2 separate regions of the Homo sapiens genome follow, and region 2 is linked to region 1. The links are chromatin loops, found by intact Hi-C in ENCODE. Cell type or tissue: gastrocnemius medialis. All regions are shown on one strand. Links, peaks and the distances in the headings refer to the core of each region. The heading gives the core; the rest is flanking DNA. Region 1 holds the start of SCGB2A2 (secretoglobin family 2A member 2). Region 2 overlaps SCGB2A1 (secretoglobin family 2A member 1).

What was found. A loop is a pair of places that touch in the nucleus more often than their neighbours do. Peaks named below come from ENCODE experiments on the same cell type or tissue, not always from the same donor. Only the 100,000 strongest peaks of a DNase experiment are listed, where the experiment ranks them.
Region 2: it touches region 1 in a loop (3-fold over the local background); 2 of 110 quality-filtered maps call a loop at or near these places.

What each region holds. Positions count from the first base shown.
Region 1 is chr11:62,265,006-62,275,202 of GRCh38, forward strand. SCGB2A2 (secretoglobin family 2A member 2) reads left to right here and starts at 5,153. Exons shown (of 3, transcript NM_002411.4): 1 at 5,153-5,266; 2 at 5,876-6,063; 3 at 7,952-8,155. The coding sequence starts at 5,212. The coding sequence ends at 7,990. In gastrocnemius medialis, for the core only: a CTCF peak has its summit at 4,847; no DNase peak of the experiment used is centred there.
Region 2 is chr11:62,211,845-62,222,041 of GRCh38, forward strand. It overlaps SCGB2A1 (secretoglobin family 2A member 1), which reads left to right. Exons shown (of 3, transcript NM_002407.3): 3 at 1,882-2,099. The coding sequence ends at 1,926. Among named protein-coding and RNA genes, the nearest start is that of SCGB2A1, 8.3 kb to the left of the region's middle. In gastrocnemius medialis, for the core only: no CTCF peak of the experiment used is centred there; no DNase peak of the experiment used is centred there.

The sequences.
Region 1 (10,197 bases), core at 906-8,905:
GGTACTAGTGAAGGTATCTGATGAGCCAAGGTAAACTTCCTCTCGCATATGCGCATTAACATTTTTAACCACACACAATGTGGGGACGTGGCGAGTTGTATAATTTCTGGGTTTTGGTACGGGAAAGAATTAGCCAGGGGCTGACATTGACCTTGTCTCTGCTTTCAAATCCGGTTCCAGGTTCCAACTCATTAGATACATCCTGGTCAGATGGTGTCACACTAACAGTCACTTCTAGGGCAAAAGGACACTGAGGTGGCCCAGGCTCTCATTAGCAGGGTTTCCAGCCATCTTCTTTCTTCACTACCTTCTTCCTACCTGACCCCCAGTTTCCCTCCAGGAAAGTACAAATGGTGTTGTATTTACCATGTCCAGGAAGACACAGTGGTGTCTGATTTAAGTGTTACGTCTGATGTCTGTGTTTCGTAAAACTTTAATTTTAAATGAGTTCCTTTTCCTGAATAGATCTAGTAATAAAACATAAAATACAGTCAATACACTCTTTGTGTAAAATATCAAAATCTGCTCTTGAAAATGAGTTACACAATAGTAAATTAAGGAAAATAAGTAGTTTTCATCACTATAATACAAACAAGAAGTGCCCAAGCCATGAGCTCAATGAGCAGGGACAGGGAGGAAGGGTCAGGGTGAGGGTCCTGGAGATGTCAGATGGAACTGCCTATGGACAGATACAGGGTCCTGTGAACAGGGAGGTCCCCAGAGATGCAGGGCCAGCAAAGAACACAAGGCATTAGCCATCTTTGATGTGGCTTTTGGAATGAAGTGTTTCAACCCAGAGCAGCTGAGGCAAGGGCAGAGGAGGAGGGGAATCCACTTGGAGCAAAGGTCTCAAGCAGAAAACTCTTCTCCAGGGCTTGTGCAGAAATCAACCCAGAGTTCTCATAGGGCAGCAGTGGGAGTCATGGACACCAGGACTCATCTGAACCATGATGTGCAGGTCCCTCAGTGTTCAGCCAAGGAGGGAAATAGTGTTGAGAGCAGCCTGTGGAGCCAGAACATCTGGCTTTTTATCCCGCTTCTGCCCCTTCCTAGCTGTGTTCTTTCAGGTGAGTGCCTTAACATCTCTGTGTCACATTTCTGTTAGGTGGGGTGAAATGACATGCCCACATCATAGGGAAGTGACTACTCATGCTAATTTGCCCACAGCAGTCCTGGGTTATGTTATTGTCCTGGCATCCCATTGATTTTATGTTTCTTTTCAGCCACCAAAATGTTGGAGTTTGGCTAACAAATAATACGGTCACCCTTCTGCTAAGGTTGCTGCTAGGAATGTTGTCACAGGGTTCAACAGTGCCTTTCAAACAGCAAACTGCTACATAATTATGATTCCTGCTCTACTGAACATTAAAAAGCAAGTGGAAGCACATTTGGAGCTGAGTTCTGGGAAGATTCATCGGACGACAGTATGTAGGGTCTGTTTAGGAGAGAATTTATATGTCAATTAGAGCTCAGCAAAATTCTTTAAAATGGACTGAGAGAAAAGATACCAAAGCCTGGATCACAATGCAGTGCTTTATTTTCCAAGTTAAATGTTTTTGCTTTGTCTAACTATGGTTATTGTGATATATTTTTGAGAATATTAAGGGCAGACTAATTTTCCAGTGTTCTATGATGAGCTTAGTAGTCCTAGGAGTTGAATCATAAATACAACTCTTAACAATAGGAAAAGATGATGAGCAACTGACATTTAGACAGCACTGACTCTGCACCAGGCACTGTTCCCAGTACCTTACCATTTTTACTTTACTTATGAGTCACAACCATTCTATGACTGTTTCCATTTTGAAGCGGACACAAATCGTTAAGTCTCCTGTCCACCGTGGCACTGTCAGCAAACAGAGGAGCTGGGATGTGAACACAGGCAGTCGGTCTGGCTTGGGGTCCTCACTCAGGAGCCATCAGCCATGGGCCTATGAAGGAAAAGGGCTGCAGAATTCAGCAGAGATGCAGCTTCCAGGGCCGGCCATTCCAGGCTTTTCGGTACAAATACAGAAATCACTGAGAAAAGATGACTTTCAAACAACATTGCTATTTAATATGAAGTATGGCAATGCCTTTCCTTTACCCAAATCCCTCATGTCCCTACATCTCAGCTCTTTTGTGAGCCCAAGGCCAGGGTAGATGTCTGCCTTTTTTTTTAAGGCACACTTTTTTCCCCTCACAAAACACAAGCACATTTTAGAGAGAATGTGTGAATGACTTATTGCTTTGTCATAGTAGAGGCTCAGTAAACACTTGTCACAGAAACACTGAAGACTGAAGGACACTTGGCTTCCAGTTTCTGAACTGAATTAGGGACCTGAATAAAAGTCCCGGCCAGGTGCTGTGGCTCATGCCTATAAACCCAGCACTTTGGGAGGCTGAGGTGGGTAGATCACCTGAGGTCAGGAGTTTGAGACCAGCCTGACCAATAAGGTGAAACCCCATCTATACCAAAAATACAAAAATTAGCCAGGCATGGTGGTAGGCACCTGTAGTCCCAGCTACTTGGGAGGCTGAGACAGGAGAACCTGGGAGGGGGAGGTTGCAGTGAGCCGAGATCAAGCCACTGCACTCCAGCCTGGGTGACAGGGCGAGACTCTGTCTCAAAAGAAAAAGAAAAAACAATTCTTCCCTTTTGGGAAGAGAAAAAATTGGACCAGCAGTACCGTGTTTTAAACTTCTGATTCTCCTCTCTCTCCCTGCAAATACTGGCTTGCAAATGAGCCTTTCTTGGGCCAGGTATGTCTTATGACTCACCAGAGAATGATCACTGTCAGATCTGGATACAATATGTGAGTGAAAGAAAACACCATCTCTTTAGTGGGGCACCATGTAGGTGGTGTGGGGAGTTCATTTTAGATGGGTAAGATAACTCTGCGTGAGTGTTTGTCCCTGTGGGAAAGAGGGCAGGTCCATAAGGACTGGGGCACCAGGCAGAGACCCATTAGGTCTTGGCCAAGGAGACAGTCTCCGTTTCATGATCAAAGTTTTTCACTTCATTTATGGAAGAAGGATGCCTGCCATGGCCAGCTGGGTGAAAGTACACCTATAAGTACAGAAACCTTCTTTTCTAGCCTCTTCCTAAATCAATTTTGTTCTCAACTGGAAAATATCTGAGGCTCCAGCTGAATGATGGAAAGAAAGACGTCATGGGTAATCCGGACAGCAAATAATGCATCCACGGGAAGTGAAGAACCGACTCATCTCTTTGGCTCTCTCATCCGTATCTTCTTTTTTTCTTTTGAGATGGGGTCTCACTCTGTCACCCAGACTGGAGTGCAGTGGCGTGATCTTGGCTCACTGCAACCTTCGCCTGCGAGGTTCAAGTGGTTCTCTTGCCTCAGCCTCCCGAGTACCTGGGACTACAGGCATGCACCACCACGCCCATCTAATTTTTTGTATTTTGAATCGAGATGGGGTTTCATCATGTTAGCAAGCATGGTCTCAATCTCCTGACTTCATGATCTGCCTACCTTGGCCTCCCAAAGTGCTGGGATTACAGGCATGAGCCATCACGCCCGGCCTCTTTTATAAAAAACCCAAGCCAGCTTTGTATTTCTTGTTCCCATGACCTTCACCATGCCCCTAATTAAACGAGGGTGGGTTTTCTGTCACATGAGGCTGTCCTGTCCTCCTGATCCCATGTGGCCATGTTCCTTGCCTTCCTTACCTGGCCAAGTGCCATCTGCCCTCTGGTCTCTGATCTTGTCATTCCCTCTGCATGGAACTGCATCTTCCCTGGATCTGTCACTAGACAGTGTCGTCCACTCATCCAAATGTCAGCTGAAATGGCATGGCCTCCTCCTCTCAGTAGTCAGTCCATGACATCATTTTGCTGTTGTGGATATTTTGAGTTCTTTGCAGTGATTACTACTTTCTCATATCTCTCTTATGTGGCAGGATGCTTGTTACCTCCCTTATTGGAAAGTCAGCTCCATGAGAGCAAGGGCTTGGTCTAAATTGTGCCTATAACTGAATTTATGGTGTGCAGCTCACTGCCAGCTCATAGGGGATGCTCAGTAGTTATTTAAAGATGGATGGCTGCATGCATGGATGAAATCTTGTCTTTATACATGACTACTTTGTACTGGGCTGTGTGAAACAATTTTTTTTTTGAGACAGAGTTTCACTCTTGTTGCCCAGGCTGGAGTGCAATGGTGTGATCTCGGCCCACTGCAACCTCCACCTCCTGGGTTCAAGCAATTCTCCTGCCTCAGCCTCCTGAGTAGCTTGGACTACAGGCACGTACCACCATGCCCAGCTAATTTTGTATTTTTAGTAGAGAAGGGGTTTCTCCATGTTGGTCAAGCTGGTCTCAAACTCCTGACCTCAGGTGATTCACCCACCTCAGCCTCCCAAAGTGCTGGGATTACAGGCATGAGCCATTGCGACCGGCCATGAAACAATCTTTACATGAAGCATCCTTATACAAATTCTGCATGCTATCCCATTCCGCCTTTTATTTTCTTCAAGTGATGAAAAGGAAGGATGCTCAGAGAGACCAGCAAGGACATGGCAGGACTGCAAGTTGCATCCAGGGTCCAAACCCTCATCCCTGATTCCAAATTCCATCACCACCCACCACCCAGCACTGCCTGTCCAGCCCATCAGTTACGCTACTAATTCACAGCATCCTTTGAATCAGTGGAAAGAAAACCCTAAAAAGTTACCAAAGAACTAAACAAAGTTATCAATTAATTTATAATTAACCGAGATAATCCTTGTAAAAATAACTTTCAGCGGAGGGTGGATGGCCTTAAATTTCCCCACAAAAGGTAAAACTTTCCCAGACATCCCTTTCTGAAAATGAGATGTCAGTGGATGAGAAAAGCCTGCTCCCAAGAGTAGGTGTGAGGTATTGCACCTAGGCCCACTGCTGGGATAAGCTGGCACAGATACACGGGACATGATGCTTTCATTCTCACCTTAAAGAAAGAGACAGAGAAGAAAAGGAAGGGGAGCAAGTGGAGAAGGAATACAAGAAAGAGGAAGAGAAGCAGGAAGATTCTACATACAGGCTGGCTGTGTTTCCCCTGGGGCATGCTCCTGTTTACTGGTCCCATGCCAGGTTGACTCATTGCCTCGTTCATGGGTGGAATTAAGATGCCTACCTGGGGAATAAATAGAGCAAGGCTGGGTGCTCACCTCCACAGCGGCTTCCTTGATCCTTGCCACCCGCGACTGAACACCGACAGCAGCAGCCTCACCATGAAGTTGCTGATGGTCCTCATGCTGGCGGCCCTCTCCCAGCACTGCTACGCAGGTGAGTTCTGTGCAGGGAGGGCTGCCTCGGGGTTAGGGGTTGTCACTTGGGCCTCTATGGAAGAACTCCTGCTCCCCAATTCTCAGCAGAGATCAGCCCCAGTACAAAGGCTGTAGGTATAACAGATCTCACCATGTTGCCCAGGCTGGTCTTGAACTCCTGAGCTCAGGCAGTCTGTCCACCTCGGCCTCCCAAAGTGCTGGGATTATAGGTGTGAGCCACCACACTTGGCCTAAGATACTTGGAAATCTTCTGTGATGCTCTGAATGGTAATAGTGAAGCATCGTATGATTTTGAACCAAAGAAGACCAAATAATCTTCACGATATACTTCCAAGTCCGAGTGTTTCATTTCTCAAGTCTTCTCATTAAATGAAGTTTCATGAGGTTTAGCTTTTCTGGGCTGGGGAGTGGAGAGAAAGAAGTTGCAGGGCTTACAGGAAATCCCAGAGCCTGAGGTTTTCTCCCAGATTTGAGAACTCTAGATTCTGCATCATTATCTTTGAGTCTATATTCTCTTGGGCTGTAAGAAGATGAGGAATGTAATAGGTCTGCCCCAAGCCTTTCATGCCTTCTGTACCAAGCTTGTTTCCTTGTGCATCCTTCCCAGGCTCTGGCTGCCCCTTATTGGAGAATGTGATTTCCAAGACAATCAATCCACAAGTGTCTAAGACTGAATACAAAGAACTTCTTCAAGAGTTCATAGACGACAATGCCACTACAAATGCCATAGATGAATTGAAGGAATGTTTTCTTAACCAAACGGATGAAACTCTGAGCAATGTTGAGGTGTTTATGGTAATTTCATTTTCTTCCTATAAGCTTTTTAAATCCCCTGACCAGGGACAAGTGGGCTCTTCATTTCTCACTGACAATGCCAAAGCCACTAGTGAACAAGCCTTTTCTTACATTGGTTAATTTAGTTGAATGGTTAGTCTAATGACTTTGCCATCAAGAAAAACATCCAGTGTCCCTGTGTTGTCACTCTACCCAGAGAATCCTCAGTGGATGATAAATGAATAGGGCAAGAGAGGAAAAGGAAAGGTCGGTAGAAGTCTTACCTATCCCCAGAGCTCTCTAATTCATGCTCACAAACACAGACACAATCACACAAACACAGAAACACACATACACACATCCAGACACATGCAAACACACAGACACAGTCACAATCACACAAACACACACACATTCAGACATACACAAACATAGACAGACAGGCAAAGACACAGACACAGACACAGACACAATCACACCAGCACACAATCATCCAGACACAAACACAAACACACAGACAGAACCACACAACCACAGAAACACAGAGACACACACAAACACACTCAGACACACACATACAAACATATGTTCACTCTCTACAGAAAAAACAATTTTCCAGAAGACCCGCACCTATAGACCAATCTGCAGAGAAAACTTCTCTTCTTCAAAAAAAAGTAAAAGTGTTCTTTCTTAAAAAATGCCCTATTTTTCAACAGTTTGGAAAATACCATTTGAGCAAGATTCTATACATCTCAAATAAAAAGAATTTAAAATGCACTTCCAGGCAATCATAATTTGCTAGCATAAATGATGAGAAACCTTGGACTATCCAATAGGCAACTGTAGATCATGGGTATGAAACCACCATGGAGGAAGAATTGCCTCAAACAAAAACCAATAGTTTTGTATTTCTTTCTAACTATACATGTATATTGTTGAGGGTTTTCTTTAGCATTTATTCCCTATGTTAAATTCTTCTTTAATCCTTCCCTGGTAAAAAAAAAAAAAAAAAAAAAGTTAGAAATATACCAAACCCCTCCATTAGGATGAAAGTGAACATCACCTCAGGAAACCCTGACGCTTTCTACAACATGGATGAACCTTGAGGATATTATAGCGAGTGAAGAGTGAAGCAAAGAGTCACAAAAACACAAATGCTGCATGACCCATGCATATGGGAATCTGGGGAGCCAGACTCAGAGACAGTGAAAAAAAAAAAAACAGTGGTTGTCAGGGCTTGGGTGCAGAGAAGAAGGGGGAGTCATATTTAATGGGTCTGGAGTTTCAGTTGTGCAAAACAGTAATATTCTGGAGTTAGGTTGCACAACCACACGAATATACAGAACACTCCGAACTGTCCCCTTAAAATGGCAAATTTTATGAGATGTACATTTTACCACTATTAATAATTTGTTAAAAACTAATTATCAACTGCAGGGAAGGGTGATGGATTTGTTTCTTTAAAAGCTTCCTCAGACAGATCATAGTCTGCAGCTCCAATAATTAGTAGAGCACAATGGTGGTGGCAGAGGGCGTCGGACTGCTGGGATGCTGGGAATATTTCCACAATGGAGGGTTAGACGAGAGCTCAAAGTTTCACTTTTTTTTTTTTTTTTTTTTTTGCATTTGAGCTAAGATTTTAACAATCCTGTGAAAATAGGTAATATAGTCACGTATTTGTTGAATACATTATTTCAAAGAACCACAAACACACAGAAAAAATATTTAAAAAGTCCATGGTGGGGGAAATGATCCAGAAACAACAGCTCTTCTACTTCCAGCCCTAACCGTCTGGGATGCTAGATGGTTGTGGGCAAACCGTGGAAAAAGATAAGCTTCTGTTTTTCAAGATTTTATTTTGTTAGAGAGTGCAGAAAATCTAAGTGATGTCTCTGTTTTTGCTTTCTAGCAATTAATATATGACAGCAGTCTTTGTGATTTATTTTAACTTTCTGCAAGACCTTTGGCTCACAGAACTGCAGGGTATGGTGAGAAACCAACTACGGATTGCTGCAAACCACACCTTCTCTTTCTTATGTCTTTTTACTACAAACTACAAGACAATTGTTGAAACCTGCTATACATGTTTATTTTAATAAATTGATGGCAAAAACTGAAGTTTCTCTTTGTTCTACCGTAGAAAAGAGGCGTTAGAGGGCCTCACATATTTTACATACACACACACACACACTTACTTATTAAAGAACTCATGGTCATGGGTTGAGGACTCTGTGAAGCATTTGTTTCCTCAGTCTGACCTCTAAGCCTTGGTACTCTCTCTGAAGAGTGTTTCCCTGTCCCCATCCCACCACCTCCCCCGTCGACTCTCTCTGGAGTCCTCAGGCTCTGGGATGTGAGGCAGGGTTTCACTCAGAGGACCTGCTTTCACTCCAGTCCTCCCATCCACGCTGAGCCCTGCTGGCCATGTCAGGCTTCTCTGCGCTGTCTCTGGGCCTCCCCGAGATGTGCAGGGCCTGGGCCAGAGCCAGCCAGGGAGAGGAGTCCTGCAAAGCAGGGTGGCACCTGACTGGGTTTAAATTTTGTAATTTTTACTCATCATGGATGTTGGCTTCAGTTTAATTTATAAACTACTACAGGAAAATATTATTTTTAACCATATTATGTTATTATTTGAATCCTATGCAATATGACTACTGAGTTTAACAGTACCCCTATTAAGATTTTCAATGTCCTCTAGTCCTGTGCCTGTGGTGGGACTGGGGTCCATCCTCCGCTGTCCCGCAGTGAGCTGCAAAGGCAATGAGGGTTGAGGGGAGTGAGTGTGCTGTGCAGGGACCCAGCACAGCAGGGGATGTTTACATGGAACCTGGAGTCTCTTTCATGTCCTGTCCCCAGCATTCCTGTCACCAGGGGCAGTTATTGCCACCTGTTCTGCTTCTACCTCAGCCTGTCCCTCTTCTTTCTGAGGCTATCCCCTTGTAAGGTTTTTGTATCGGCTCGAACCCCAAGAACATACCAACAGACAACACGAGGCAGTGTGGAGCAACATGCTGTTTTAATGAGCGCCTGGAAGCAGGAGGGCTGAGGCCTAAAGTGGCATCAGCCTTAAGTGAGGATGGTGCAAAGGTTTTATAGTCTCCTGTAAACAGGAAGTGTCCTAGTCTGATGTAACTGCTATGTTATATCTGGATGGCCTCTTTCTCCGTCTTCAGGGGTATGTGTCTTCCGGCCGGCTCTCTTCCTGCTTCTGCTATCTTGCTGGTGCACCCCACTAGCACAAGTAGCCTTGTGCCTTGGGACTGAGCCTGAGAAGTGGGGAGCTCATCTCCTTAAGCTTTCAGGCCCTGGGGAGAATTTTACATTGCTGTCTATTTGGTTATGGAAAAAGGACGACTTTCTCAATAACCACTTCAGGTGTGACATGGGGTGGCATGGGCACCTTGGAAAAAGAAAAACTTAATTTTGGGGCTATTCTTGAGAGACAGGTTGGTATCCACCATGTCATTGTAGCAGGAGCATCATCTGGATTGTCTGGAAAGGTGTCTGTGCCTGCAAAACAGTTATGTTGAGAGGACAAGGAGGTGTCAACAGGGAGAGGCATGGCCTCATTTGCTGCTTCACGAATGAAAGACCATGTCTGGATTAAGAAGGGGAATAATTCCTGAGTGGCTCAGAGTCTGGTAAGGGTGGAGGCCCCAAGACAAAAGTTTGGCCATACATGATTTCAAAGGGACTATAGAAAGAGGGTGCTTTTGGTGTTGCGTGGAGTCTCATGAGGGTAAAAGGGAGATTTTTTGTCCACGACTGGGGGGTTTCTAGAAGCAGCTTGGTGAGTTGGGCTTTAAGGACAGAGTTCATTTTTTCAACTTTGCGTGAAGATTGAGGCCTGTAGGGTGTGTGGAGAACTTACTTTATTTTTAAAGATGTAGAGACACCTTGGGTGATTTGGCTGATGAAAGTGGGCCTGTTATCAGACTGGATGGATGTTGGGAGTCCAAAATGGGCAATTATATGCATGATGAGCATTTGCGTGATGATATTTGTACCTTCTGAAGTTATTGGGAATGCTCCTACCTACCTGGAGAAAGTACAGACAAAAACCAGAAGATAGTGGAGCAATTTATCAGGTGGCTTGTGGGTGAAGTCTACCGGCCAATCTTGCCCGGGTACCTGGCCTCAGGCTTGGTGGGTAGG
Region 2 (10,197 bases), core at 787-8,786, 53 kb before region 1:
TAAAACAAAAGTCAGTGGTTATAACAAGGAGTATTTCTGTCTGTTTATAAAGATGTGTTGGTTACGAGTTTTGTTTTTTGTTTTTCGTTTTTTTCGAGATGGAGTTTAGCTCTTGTTGCTCAGGCTGGAGTGCAATGGCACGATCTCGGCTCACTACAATCTCCGGCTCCTGAGTTCAAGTGATTCTCCTGCCTCAGTCTTCGGAGTAGCTGGAATTACTGGCACACAACACCACAGCCTGCTAATTTTTGTATTTTAAGTAGAGATGGGGTTTCACCATGTTGGCCAGGCTGGTCTCAAACTCCTGACCTCAGGTGATCTGCCCGCTTCAGCCTCCCAAAGTGCTGGGATTACATTTTTTTTTTAAGAATTTATTTAATACCCTAAAATTTTATTTAAAACATTCCATAATAAAAAATGTAAAGATATATCAAATGCTCAAGGATAAAAATAAATATTAACTGCAATTTGGGATGGTTGAATCATTTTTTTCTTTAAAAACTCAGATTAGCCAGGTGCATCCCTCATACCTGTAATCCCAGCACTTTAGGAGGCCAAGGCGGGCAGATCACTTGAGGTCAGGAGTTCAAGACCAGCCTGGCCAACATGCTGAAACCCTGTCTCTACTAAAAATACAAAAATTAGCTAGGCGTGGTGGCGCACACCTGTAATTCCAGCTGCTTGGGTGGCTGAGGCAGAAGAATTACTTGAAGCCAGGAGGCAGAGATTGCAGTGAGCCAAGATAGTGCCACCGCACTCCAGCCTGGGCAACAGAGTAAGACTCCATCTCAAAAACAAACAAACAAACAAAAATCCTAAACAAACCAAAAAAACCCCTCAGATTAATCATTCATATTGTAAAACTCCAGTGTTTCTTGTTTCCGTTTTTTTGTCTTTGTTTTTGTTTTTGAGACAGAGTCTTGCTCTTTTGCCCAGGCTGGAATGCAGTGGTACAATCACAGCTCACTGCAGCCTCCATCTCCTGGGCTCAAGTGATCCTCCCGCTTCAGCCTCCTGAGTAGCTGCGACTACAGGTGCACACTAACACACCTGGCATATATATACATATATATACACACACACATATATACACACATATGTACACACATATGTACACATATGTACACATATATGTGCACATATACATGCATATATGTACACATATATGCACATATATACATATATACACACATATATACATATATACACATATATACACATATATACATATATACACATATATACACATATATATATATATATTTTTTTTTTTGTAGAGATGGCATTTTGTCATATTGTCCAGGCTGGTTTAAACTCCTGGGGTCAAGCAATCTGCCCTCCTTGGCTTCCCAAAGTGCTGGGATTACAGGCATGAGCCATCCCACCCAGCCCAGCTCCAATATTTCATAGGCCTCAAAGGTAATGGTGAAGAGTCTCAGACTGTTACAACATTTCTACCTTTTATGCCTGTGCAGCAACTCAAAACCATCACATTCTTGTATCTGAGCTGAGATTTTTTAATAATTCTGTGTTGTAAAAGTGGTATCAGAAACAGTCCAAATGATCAGGTCTTCAACAAATAGTATATGCAGCATATTTATTGGATAAGTTATTTCAAAGGATAGAATTTTTGGAGAAAAAAAGTATTACATGGATCACTGGTAGGGAAGAGATCCTACAACCCTGGCCCCTGTTTGGCATTATGAAGTGTCTCCTAGATAACAGAATAAATGGAGAGGGGATGCTGGCTTTGCTTCCACTGCAAATCCTCCTGAGAGTTAGCTGTTTGTGGACAAATGCAAGAAAACAAGAAGACAAGTTTTAATATTTGATTTAATAAGTGAAATTTGCAAACCTAAGTGACCTGCTTTTGTTTTCCAGCATACAGTGTACGACAGCATTTGGTGTAATATGAAGAGTAATTAACTTTACCCAAGGCGTTTGGCTCAGAGGGCTACAGACTATGGCCAGAACTCATCTGTTGATTGCTAGAAACCACTTTTCTTTCTTGTGTTGTCTTTTTATGTGGAAACTGCTAGACAACTGTTGAAACCTCAAATTCATTTCCATTTCAATAAACTAACTGCAAATCACTAAAATTCTTTCTTGTTCTTCTATAAAAAAAGAAGCTTTCCAGGCTGCACAGTCAGGCTGTAGGTTGCAGACAGAGACAAGCCTCGAAGGAGTTGAGTGAGGGTCCGAGGTTTCTGGGAAATACTTTATTTCTCATCATCTCGAGCCCAAGAGTTGGACTTCTCTCTCTCTGCAGAACAAAGTATTAGCTCTTGTTGCTTAGCTAATTTTTCTCTGAAGAGTGTTTCACTCTCCACATCCCACTACCTCCCTAAGCCACTTTCTCTGGGGACCTCACACTCTTGGAGTCATGCTCAGAAGCCCTGATTTTACCCCAGTCCCATCCATGCTGAGCCCTGCTGGTTATGCCAGGCTCCTCTGGGTTGTCTTTGGGCCTCCCCAACGTGTGCAGGGCCCAGACCAGAGCCAGCCAGGGAGGGGAGGCCTGCAAAGCAAGGTGGATCCTGTCTGGATTTTAAATTTTGAGTTTTATTTGTCGTTCATGGATGTTGGCATTAATTTTGAACTTTTAAAATATTGCATGAAAATATTACTTACCCTGATGACTGAGTTTGCTAGCATAGCGACACCTTAAATTGTGCAACTTTTCTCAGTCCAGTCTCTGCCAGTGGGTCCATCCTCCCCTGCCCCACAGTGAGCTGCAAAGGCAATGAGGGTTGAGGGGAGTGAGTGTGCTATGCAGGGACCCAGCACAGAAGGGGATGTTTAAATGGAACCGGGGTCTCCATCGTGTCCTGTCCCCAGCACTCCTGTCACCAGGGTTAGGTTATTGCCTGTCCCTTTTCCTTCTGGGGCTATCCCCTCACCCAGGAAGACCCTGTCTATGTGTCTGGACAACTCAGCTTCACCAGGGCCGACTCTTCCATCAGGCAAGGCAAGGGCAGGGATCCAGGCCCACAATATACATAGGGGTGTATGAAAATGTTATAATTTAAAGAATAATTTCCTGAAGTGATTGTAATATTAATGAACATATACCAATGAATCTAGCCTGAATTCTATACTTCGTCTTACCAATACAGTTGTAAAGTATGTTTAAAATGTTCTTATGAAGAAGTGGCCTATGAAGGCAATGTAATACCTGTGACCTACAAAAGCCATGCAACAGATGATAAAATATTGCTGTTTTATTTGGACTCAGAGACCTATCCTCAAACCCTCAATCTTCTGGCCAAAGTTTAGGTCAAATAAGGATGTGATGTGTCAACTTGTAATTCAATATGTAAATGACAAAAATCTAGTTTCTCAAGAAGAGCTGGACTATATTCTTTTTTAGAGACAGAGACCTATTCTCCTTTTTCCCTGAAAGACAATTAGGAAAAAACTCAATCAAAAACCCCAAAATAAAGAGTCAGAAAAGCCAGTTCTCATGCCTAAAGACTCCAGCACATGGGATCCCCTAGACCATCTTCCCCTGCTGAATGCTCTTAACCCTTCCCCTCAGACAGCCCTTCTGTCCCAGATCCTGCCCCAGATCCCTCCCTTGCTCACATTATTCCTCCTCCTTACAATCCAGATTCCTGGGAATCATCATCCCATGAGCCTATTTCTTCTCAGCCCATGTAGCCTATTTCTTCTCAGCCCATGTATCCTTCCCTAAAAAGACTCCAGCATTAGAAAAAACAATATAAAAAGGATATTCAAAATTTCCCATTTCCCTCCACACCTAAGGAGTCAGCCCCAACTCTCTTCCCCTTAAAAGAGGTGCCACAAGGAGATGGAACTACTGACTTTGTAAATACTCCCTTAACCAGTTTGGAGGTCTAAAGTTTGAAGAAGAAACTTAAGCCATTGTTATATGACACTTACAGAGTGACAGATCAGGTTGATCAGTTTTTGAGACCTCGGTTACACACTTGGGTCGAGTTAATGTCCATCCTAGACATCCTCTTTTCAGGGAAGGAAAAAAACATGATCCCTAGGGCTGCTATGGCAATTTAAAAATGTAAATATCCTCCCGGTCAAACATTCCTAATGCAGATCGAAAGTTTTCCACCCAAGACCCCCGGGGTAGGGAAAAGAAAGAGATCAGACTGTTACTGTGTCTATGCAGAAAGGGAAGACATAAGAAACTCCATTTTGACCTGTACCCTGAACAATTGCTTTGCCCTGAGATGCTGTTAATCTGTAATTTTCCCCAACCTTGAGCTCACAAAAACATGTGTTGTATGGAATCAAGGTTTAAGGGATCTAGGGCTGTGCAGGATGTGCCTTGTTAACAAAATGTTTACAGGCAGTATGGTTGGTAGAAGTCATCACCATTCTCCAGTCTTGATAAACCAGGGGCACAATGCACTGTGGAAAGCCACAGGGACCTCTGTCCTGGAAAGCCAGGTATATCCAAGGTTTCTCCCCATGTGATAGTCTGAAATATGGCCTCGTGGGATGGCAAAGACCTGACTGTCCCCCAGCCCGACACCCGGGAAGGGTCTGTTCTGAGGAGGATTAGTAAAAGAGGAAAGCCTTTGCAGTTGAGATAGAGAAAGGCCACTGTCTCCTGCCCCTGGAACTGAATGTCTCAGTATAAAACCCGATTGTACATTTGTTCAATTCTGAGATAGGAGAAAAAGGGAAAAACTGCCCTGTGGCGGGAGGTGAGACATGTTGGCAGCAATGCTGCTTTATTATTCTTTACTCCACTGAGATGTTCGGGTGGAGAGAAACATAAATCTGGCCTACGTGCACATCCAGGCATAGTACCTTCCCTTGAACTTACTTGTAACACAGATTCCTTGCTCATATGTTTTCTTGCTGACCTTCTCCCCACTATCACCCTGCTCTCCTACCACATTCCTCTTGCTGAGATAGTGAAAATGGTAATCAATAAATAATGAGGGAACTCAGAGAACGGTGCTGGTGCAGGTCCTCCGTATGCTGAGTGCCGGTCCCCTGGGCCCACTGTTCTTTCTCTATACTTTGTCTCCGTGTCTTATTTCTTTTCTCAGTCTCTCATCCCACCTACGAGAAATACCCACAGGTGTGGAGGGGTTGGCCCCCTTCAGCCCGGTAAGACAATAATAGCACAGCTCACAGGGAAAATATACAAGACCTAAGAAAAATGATAGTAAAGAAAATTAGAGAATCAGTACCCCAAACCCAAAACCTCTCTAAAACACTTGATATACAACAAGAAAAAGATGAAGGGCCTATGAAATTTCTAGACAGACTAAAGGATCAAATGAGACAATATACAGGCCTAAATTTAAAAGATCCCCTCGGACAGGGAATGTTAAAACTCCACTTTGTCACTAAAAGTTGCCCAGATATTTCAGAAAGTTACAAAAATTAGAAAATTGGGAGAACCGACCTCTAAATGAACTTCTCAGAAAAGCTCAAAAAGTGTATGTGAGAAGAGACAAAGAAAAATAAAAACAAAAGACAAAACGTATGGCATCCACTTTCCAACAGGTGGCTCCAAACCCACATACTTCTAAAGAAAGCTTCCACGGGGCCAAAAACTATAAAAGGTTCAGATCCCCAATTAAAGGACACAAGCCTCCACCTAGAGGACTCAGGCCCTCTTCTACCAGAACCTCAAAAAATATGGGGGGACAAAGTGACAAAATCCCAAAACTGAGAGAAAAAAAAGACAGGATAGGTGCTACAAACGTGAAAGGACAGGCCACTTCAAGAGAGAATGTCCCAAACTAAAAAAAGAGGAAAAAACCCTTCCACTCATGACTTTTGAGGAAGAATAAGGGGGGTCAGGGACTCTGTTTCTTTTACCTCAAGTCCCACCAAGAGCCCTTGATAAATTTAGAGGTGAGACCCAAACATGAGCTTATCACCTTTTCAGTCAATTCAGGGACGACTCGCTCCTCTGTTTGTTTCCCTCCATCCAACATTGCCTGCTCTTCGGAAGAACTTTTAGTCTCTGGGGTAAAAAGAAAAGGATTTAAAACAAAAATCTTAGAAAGTACAAAAGTTAAATACCAAGATTCATTGACTAACATCCAATATTTTTTAATCCCTGAAACAAAAACTAATCTACTAAAAAGAGACTTAATGCTAAAATTAGGTATAGGTCTACAAGTTAGCCTTAAAAGAGTCCTTACTTCATTAAACCTACTCACCACTGCAGATGAAAAATATATTAACCCCTATGTCTGGTCAAGGAAAGAAAACTGAGAGAAACTCAAAATCCCTCCAATCCACATCAAACTAAAGACCCCCAGGAAAGTAGTAAAAAAAAAATACCCCATTACCCTAGAGGATAGAATAGGGTTAAAGCCCATAATTGAAAGTCTTATCAAGGTTGGGCTTCTTGAACCCTGTATGTCCCCTTATAACACTCCAATATTGCCAAGAAATCAGACGGGTCATACCGACTGGTACAAGATCTTAGGGCCATCAATCAAATATTCCAGACTACCCATCCTGTTGTCCCCAACCCATACACCATTCTCAACAAAATTCCATATAGTCATCAGTGGTTTACAATAATAGATTTAAAAGATGCCTTCTGGACATGCCCCTTGGCTGAAGACAGTCGAGACATATTTACTTTCGAGTGAGAGGATCCCCATTCAGAACAAAAACAACAGTATCAGTGGGCAGTTTTGTCTCAAGGGTTTACAGATTCCCCAAACATTTTCGGTCAAATTTTAGAACAAGTGTTGAAAAAAGTGGTTGTCCCAAAGCAAATATGCCTACTCCAGTATGTGGATAATATTCTTCATATCTGGTGAGAATATAGAGAAAATCTCTGGCTTCTTTACACATATTCTTGACCATCTGGAGTTCAAGGGGTTATGGGTTTCAAAGGGAAAGCTTCAGTATGTAGAGGCCAAAGTTAAATATTTAGGCCACTTAATAAGTACAGGTAAACAACGGATAGGGCCTGAACGAGTTAAAGGCATCATGTCCTTATCCTCACCTCAAACTAAACAGGAACTCAGCAATTTTTTAGGGTTAGTTGGATATTGCGGCCTATGGATTGACTCACTAAACAGTAAACTTCTATAACAAAAAATTGTCCAGAAAAAAACCTGATCATCTCCTGTGGACGTCTGAGAAAGTCGATCAGGTTAAAGAGCTAAAAGAAAGGCTCATAACCGCCCCTGCTCTAGCCTTACCTTCCCTAGAAAAACCATTCCATCTTTTTGTTAATGTAAATAATGAAGTAACTTTGGGAGTGCTTACCTAAAAACACAGTGGCTGCCAGCAGCCTGTAGCCTTCCTATCAAAAGTTTTAGACCCAGTTACCTGTAGATGGCCTCAATACATTCAATCTGTTACAACTACAACAATATTAGTTAAAGAAAGTAGAAAATTAACTTTTAGAAAAAAATTGACTGTAAACACACCCCACCAAGTTAAAACAATTTTAAATCAAAAAGCAGGAAGGTGACTCGCTGACTCCAGAATCTTAAAATATGAGGCCATTTTACTAAAAAAAGATGATTTAACCTTGACTACTGATAAGTCACTCAATCCGGCAGGTTTCTTGACAAAATACCCAAATCTAAAAAGAGATCACTTATGTCTAGATTTAATTGACTACCAAACAAAGGTCAGGCCAGATCTAGAAAAAACTCCTTTCACAACAGGACAACACTTATTTTTAAATGGTTCCTCCCAAGTAATTATAGGAGAAAGACATAATAGATATTCAGTAATTGATGGAAAATCTCTTGAAGAACTAGAGTCAGAGAAGTTGCCCAACAGTTGGTCTACTCAAGCTTGTGAATTATTTACACTCAGCCAGACTTTAAAATGCTTATGAAACAAGGAAGGGACTATTTATACTGATTCTAAGTACACCTGGAGTAGCACATACATTTACAAAAATTTGAGCTGAGCAAGTTCCTATTAATAGTAAAGGCCAAAATCTTGCCCACAAAGTGCTAATCGTCCATGTTTTAAACAATCTCCAGTTGCCAAAAGAAATAGTCATTGTACATGTCCCTGGACACCAGAAAGACTTTTCCTTTACAAGTCAGGAAAATAACCTTACAGATAAAGTAGCCAAACAGACTGCTGTTTCACCTAAAACACCTGTCTTTCACTTAACTCCTTGTCTTTCTCCACCTGTTACAACCCCTATCTTCTCTGCTGCAGGAGAGAAAAAATTAATAAAAATAGGAGCCAAAGAAAATTCAAAAAGAAAATGGGTGTTACAACATCAAAGAGAAATACTATCCAAACCCCTCATGAAAAATATCTTGTCTCATCTACAACAAGAGACTCGTTGGAGACCCCAAGCGATGTGTAATACAGTTCTCAGGTTTTATAAGTGTATAAGAATTTATACCCTAGCCAAACAGGTTGTGGACAGTTGCTCAATATGTAAAAAAACCTCAACAAACAAGTTATAAAAAAAAAAAATCACCCCTGGTGGGGAGAGATCCAGGACTAAGACCATTCCAAGGTGTTGAAATTGACTACACTGGAATGCCCCCAGTTGGTCGCCTAAAGTACTTATTAGTAATAGTAGATCATCTCATTCACTGGGTCAAAGCTATTTCCTTTTCAAATGCAATGGCCAATAATGTAGTTAAAACATTATTTAAAAATATAGTGCCCAGGTTCAGACTAATAAAAAACATTGACAGACAATAAAACCGATTTCACAGCACATATCATTAAAAAGCTATCCCAAGCCCTAGACATTAAATGAAAATATCATACTCCTTGACGCCCACCTTCATCAGAGAGAGTAAAAAGGATAAATCAGACCTTAAAAAACCACTTAACCAAATTGGTTCTAGAGACTCAGTGGCCATGGACAAAATATCTTCCTATTGCCTTGTTTAAAAATCTGAACTGCTCCTCGAAAAGATATAGGCTTTCATCCTTACGAAATGCTTTACGGATTGCCTTATTTAAACTGCACTACTGACATTCCTACATTTAAAACAAAAGACCAATTCTTCAAGAATTATATACTTGGTCTCTTCTCAACTTTCTCTTTTCTTAAAACCAAAAGTCTCCTAACACAGACGCCACCCCTGGAGTTCCCAGTACATCAACATCAGGTTGGGGATCACGTCCTCATCAGAAACTTAAGAAAAGAAAAACTTCAGCTGGCCTGGGAAGGACCTTACCTGGTGCTTCTAATCACTGAAACCACAGTCCTGACAACAGAAAAAAGATAGACCCATCTCACCCAAGTCAAGAAAACACCACCACCTCCAGAGTCATGGGCCATTATCCCAGGAGAAAACTCCCTCAAACTAAAGCAAAGAAAAGTTTAACTCTCTTCCATTTATTCTATTAATCTTTCTTCTTTTCCCATTCTGTTACTGACCACCTTATTACCAATGTAACTAAATCAAATTCACCCCAAGTTATTACTTTTGATACTTGTTTAGTCATACCCTGTAGAGATCTCCAAAGTCAAAGACAACTCTCAGCCTCAGAAAAGTATCTCTGCCCCTTTAAAATAAGAGGATCCCCCTACCAAGACTCTTGCCCCTTAACAAATATAGAAAAACAGATCTGCCATAGCTGAAATGATGTCCTGTGGACAACCAAATATCAAGAATAGGTCTCATTGACATCACCTCTACCAACCCTAGATCTACTTTGAGTCACTTCTATGACATAAAAGCCAACTTAGCTGGCACAGACTTCATAGGGTCTTTGAAAATGCATTTTATTAATCCCTCATCCTCTTCACCCCATTGCCTCTCTTCTCCTTCTAAGGCTTCTTCTAATCAGACTGCCATCTCTTCTATACCCAATAATACTAAAGTATTATACATTATATTACTATATATGTAATATATAATAATAAACAATTATAAATAATATATAATAATAAACAATGATAATACTAAAGTATTATATATTATATTATATTACAATATAAAATATTGTAAAAGTAAATGATCTAAGATGAACTTTAACAATTAAAATAGAATATCAAGCTATAAATGCCTGGTTGAAATGGATCAAATATTCTGTCCACACGTTAAACAAAAACAATTGTTATGCTTGTGCACACGGCCGGCCAGAGGCCCAGATTGTCCCCTTTCCACTCGGATGGTCTCCCAGTCAACCAGACATGGGTTACATGGTAGGTCTCTTCTAGAATTCTATGACTTGAGACAATAAATCATGCCAAGCTCTCTGCGATATCCCAAAGTCCAACACCCTGTG